2 separate regions of the Mus musculus genome follow, and region 2 is linked to region 1. The links are chromatin loops, found by intact Hi-C in ENCODE. Cell type or tissue: heart. All regions are shown on one strand.

The links. Hi-C counts contacts between places; a loop is a spot of excess contacts. Peaks named below come from ENCODE experiments on the same cell type or tissue, not always from the same donor. Only the 100,000 strongest peaks of a DNase experiment are listed, where the experiment ranks them.
Region 2: it touches region 1 in a loop (2.3-fold over the local background); 2 of 42 quality-filtered maps call a loop at or near these places.

What each region holds. Positions count from the first base shown.
Region 1 is chr1:156,035,686-156,038,185 of GRCm38, reverse strand. It overlaps Tor1aip1 (torsin A interacting protein 1), which reads left to right and starts at 1,706. Exons shown (of 10, transcript NM_001160018.1): 1 at 1,706-2,428. The coding sequence starts at 1,951. Tor1aip2 (torsin A interacting protein 2) reads right to left here. Exons shown (of 7, transcript NM_172843.4): 1 at 2,078-2,500. In heart, a CTCF peak has its summit at 1,560; DNase peaks (open chromatin) are centred at 805, 1,665 and 2,055; H3K4me3 peaks cover 1,960 bases; H3K27ac peaks cover 2,098 bases.
Region 2 is chr1:155,811,533-155,814,032 of GRCm38, reverse strand. Qsox1 (quiescin Q6 sulfhydryl oxidase 1) reads left to right here and starts at 1,134. Exons shown (of 12, transcript NM_001024945.1): 1 at 1,134-1,507. The coding sequence starts at 1,234. In heart, no CTCF peak of the experiment used is centred here; a DNase peak (open chromatin) is centred at 1,142; H3K4me3 peaks cover 2,146 bases; H3K27ac peaks cover 1,591 bases.

The DNA of each region.
Region 1 (2,500 bases):
ATAATACTGGAAATGAATCTACTGTCTATAATAATCTTTTAGAATATATTCAAGGCTGGCTCAAAAGAGGTTGGAAAACACCTACAGCAGAATATCTGGTTTGACAAGAATTTGGCTTTAACTCATAGTAATCCAAGTTTGTTTTTTGCAAAGTTGTTAGGTGTGGGTGACAGCTTCTAAAGATGACACATACCTATGACCTAGGCAAGAGGGAAAAATCCTAAGCAAATCTATGTTAAATGCGAAGTTAACTGCCTCTAAACTTTAACATCCTTATTTTTTCTTTGAAAAAGCCACTCATAAAACTACTTTATAAGTACTTTTAATTACAAAACAAAGCACATGCCAATTATCCAATAATCTTTGTAACCTCTCATTTTCTCTGATTGACCAATTATGTATAGAACCTCTTCACTTTCTTTTTCATGTATCCTTCAAACCAGAGTTTAACAAGCCAGCACCCAGGTGTCTTTAGTCATCTGTTGCACACACTGCCTTATGAGCTTAGAATATAAACACTACAAAAATTTATATCCTTTCACTGCTGTACATCTATTAAAGAATTTTTGTGATTGTTGACTGTGTAAATAGGCACTTTACAAACAAAGCATTACTGGAAAAGACACAAGCCAAACATTACCAAGTTATCAGTACTTCTCAGCGTTTTGTAGAAAAAAAAAAGCCACACCCAGTTTTCAGGCTACCACGAATGAGTATCACTTTCGTTTTTCCTTAAGTTTTGTTTTCTAAAAAAGTGCTACCAAGTGTGGTGGCCCACACCCTTAATCCTAGCGTTTGGGGAGCAGCGGCAGGTTGATCTCTGTGAGGCTGAGGCCAGTCTAGTCTACAGTTCCAGGACAGGCAGAGATCACCCTCCCTCCCTCCTTTCACTCACTTACACACACACACACACACACACACACATCTTTAAAAAAAGGGCAGCTGTCTCCTTATGGCTCCCCTTCTTTGTAGTTAATAAACAATGCTAAATGAAGCTCCAAACATGACTCTTGAGTCATCTGTGTTGCTGACCAAATTTATAGACTATTTGTGAAAATTCTAGTAACTGGGAATTTGTCTAAGTTTGAGTAACAACTTAAGGTCATTATTTAAAATACTGGAAAAAGGCAAATACTTTTAAGTTTTTTTTCAAAATCACTGTTATGTGGCTTCCAAATAAAAACTCAAAATCGATTTTTTTTTTTTTTAGGGCTAGGGTATAGCTTATTGGTATACCATTCACGTGAAAATTCAAGAATATGGTTGATATGGCTACGACTCAAAAATGGAAACACACCCCAAGAGTGTAACTAAACACAATTTTAAAGGGTCAACAGGTGAATAAAAATTTTAAACTGGGTAAAAGCAATTTCATAAAGGTCCATGAAACTATAATTTTCGCCATAAGATGACATGCAGAATTGCCTTTCTGATCATTTCTCCTCCCAGGGACATTTGAAAAGGAGTGGCCAAAGTAGCAGGGGAACTGCGCAACAGCTTGGGATCAAGGACTGAAACTTGCCCTTTCCCAAAGCCTCTGGGAGCCAGGACCAGCGCCCCCGGTGGTGGGCAACTGGCCATCAGCAGCTTGGCACAGGCCACTTGTCCTACCACCTCCTGGTCGCCCCCACCTTTCCCTCCAAGGCCAAGGACAGAGACGTCCTCCTCCCCCTTCTCCTCCTCTTTGGTGCCTTCAGCCAGGAGGCGGGAGTGACCCGCAGCAGCTGACCCAGCTCGGGCACTGCCTCTCCGACAGCCCTCAGGACACACCATGGGCCTGGAGGCTGGTTGGTGGCACACGAGCGAGGACGCAGGCGGCGGCCCCGGCGACTCTCAACTGCCTCCCTGACCACTGCGACAACCTCCCCGAAGCCATCGCCACTACCCGCAGCGGAATCTATCTGCGGCCAATCTATCGCCACGAACCGACTACCAGCTACGTAAACAACTATGGCGGGAGAAAGGTGGCAGGCCGAGGGGCCCGGAGAAGGTTGGGCCATCTACGTCACACCCAGAGCCCCCATCCGGGAGGGAAGGCGGAGGCTCGACCCGCGAAATGGCGACAGCAGTGACGCGCCTGCGTACGGAGCTCACCCGTCGCGCCGCGGACGACGGGAAGTGAGGTTTTCAGAGGAGCCGGCAGAAGTGTACGGCGACTTCGAGCCCCGGGCGGCCAAAGAAAGGTCTCCGGGGGGGAGACGAACCCCGCCAGAAAAGTTCCGGCCGGCTTCTGCGGGAGAGGAAGTGAGAGAAAGCGCTTACAACCTTCGCTCTCGACCACGGAGGCAGCGGCGAGCCCAGGAAGCCGAGGAGATGAAGACGCGGAGGTCTGCTCGCCTTGAGCAGCACTCACAGCAGCCGCAGCTGTCTCCGGCCACGAGCGGCCGAGGGTTACGGGACTCTCCGTCCTCCAGTGAGGACCGCGAAGGTAACAGTCTCGGCTGCGGGCTCGGGAGCGCGCGCGGCGGCGGGCACGCGGCGGCAGGCGCGCCCCCGTGGA
Region 2 (2,500 bases), 220 kb after region 1:
CCCACCATGCCCTTTGGTTTGTTATTTTTTAAGATTACAAACCTGTATTTGGTCTTCAGCGGTATTACTGACTCGGTCGGTCCCTTCAAATATCAGATGTCCCTGTCCCTGACCACCTCCTATTATAACCATAGCTCCCCTTGATATTTGTCATCAGTCAACCTACATTCACTTGCATACCATCTGTCCCCATTGTAAGTTCCACACCCCTCAGTCTTTTATCACCTCATTCTTAATATCTGGTGCATGACTGGCACAGAGACGTTACTCAGTTTCTTATGAAGGAAAGGAGTAACACACCTTAAGGGCTAGGCCAAGGGGTCACAGAGAGGGCTAACTAATCCAGAGATACAAAAGAAAAAGGCCAGTGTGACAATTCTGAGGATGACCTATTCACTTCAAGATATCTCACAAGGCACCCGAGGTACAAAAGGTGGCCATAGGAAAATTCACTATCACTTTCTTACTTGTGGACACAAGCTTAGTTGATCCGGATACTTGAGAGAACATAGGAGCATGAGGCTGAGTAGGCTGAGGGCAATATAGCATCTGAGCTGTGGGGAGGGAGTCCAACCTGAAGGAATCAACCCAACAAAGGGTGGAGGGATGTCAATGCCAAAGAAACCTTGACTCCAAGGCAGCAGAGCCCAGCCAACTGTGGGAGAGGGCGTCCTGTCCCCTCGTAGGAAGCCCTCCAGCAATAGCTCCCTAGACGGTGGGGCCTCCGGAGGCGTGCGTGCTTCTGGCTCCTGTGGGCCTTGACAATCACAATGTCCTACCTCCTGGCTCTTTTCTCCCACCTACTTCGAATTCCCAATGTGAAAACTGCGAGAAGGAGCCCCCTGGAACTTTCCAGGAACAAGATAAATCTGTAACGACTATGCCAACGGACTCCGCTTCCGTAGGATACGGGGGCCGAGAGCGGCCAAACGTTGCCCCGGCCCCCTCAACGACCTCGAGTGCGGCCTGAGGTCCCGGGCGGCACTCGTTTCCGGACCCAGCTCGGAGGTCTGGCTCGCCGGGGGATGGGAACCGCGGAGCGCCCACCAGCACCGGGACCCCGGCTCTGGCAGCTCACACGCTCGCAGGGGCGGTCCCGGGAGTCGGCCCCGCCTCGGGGCGGAGCCTCTTAGCTCCTCCTCCTCCTCCGGGGCGGAGGCTGTTGGTGCGCGGCAGGCTCCGGATACTGACTAGTCACAAACTTGAAGGAGGTGGACATTCAAGCCGCCTAGGATGAGGAGGTGCGGCCGCCTCTCGGGGCCGCCATCGCTGCTGCTACTACTGCTGCTGCTCTCGCCTCTGCTCTTCTCGGGGCCCGGCGCTTACGCGGCCCGGCTCTCAGTGCTCTACTCGTCCTCTGACCCGCTGACGCTGCTGGATGCTGATTCGGTGCGTCCCACTGTGCTCGGCTCCAGCAGCGCCTGGGCGGTGGAGTTCTTCGCCTCCTGGTGTGGCCACTGCATCGCCTTCGCCCCGACGTGGAAGGAGCTTGCTAACGACGTGAAAGGTGAGAAGTGGAGGCCTTCCCCGACCCACCGGCAGGTCCTGCCAACCGTCCCGCTAGCTCGTCCCCTCCCTCGCGGCTTCCTTGGTCCATCGCAGTCCCTCCCCTCCCCCAATCCATAGCCTTTAAGTTCTCCCTGGCCGCGTCCCCTCAGTCCTCTGCTCCTGCGTCTTCCTCTGACAAGTCTTTGTCTCTATCCTTCGAGAGGGTTTTCTTGTTCCCTGTGCTCTTCTCTGAGCCTTTCTCCAATCCAGCTTTGTAGCAGCCTCCTTCCTCATCCAGGGATCCCTTCTTGCCAACTTCCCTAGTAGTCGAGGTGGAACAGTGCTGGATAGAGAGTTGGCATTCATTCTACCGCCCCCACCACTTTTCTCCACCCCCCGTGGCAAGTTACATAGTTGGTATACACATTTCCTTTCTCATCCTTACCTATGAGGTAGATGTCTGTCTTCATCGGGTGGTTTTCCTCTTTGCCTGTCCAGTCCAGGCTTCTCTTGACCTGCTACCTCTAGCACCTTAGCTTCCAGGCCACATTCTTATTTCTCTTCTCCTTGGGTCTGGACTCGCTTAGACCTTAGCCTTTAAGCCCATGAGACTAAACTATATGTATGCCTGTGGTGTGTGATTGGCCCGTGCTCCATGCTCCAGTCACTGGTCTGGCTATTCCTCCATTCTAAAATGCCAATTACGGGACCCACTCTTCATTTAATTACAGCCTAAGGGGTAGCAGGATAAGAAAACCACCAAACGTATAGGGATTTTTAAAGTGTGCTGTATTATAGGAATGTTAAAATATTGAAAAATTAAGACTTGCAGATGAGGGAACATAATAATGGTAATTATTATAGACCAAGTGCTTAAATAGTAGACTCTGTACTGTGGACACGACAGAATTTCCTCTCTACAGCTTAAAGATTCCCTGCTATACACACATCTTTCTAACTCAAGTCAAGGGTGCTGGGGGTGGGTAAGGGGAGGGGTGGGGAGCAGGAGTGG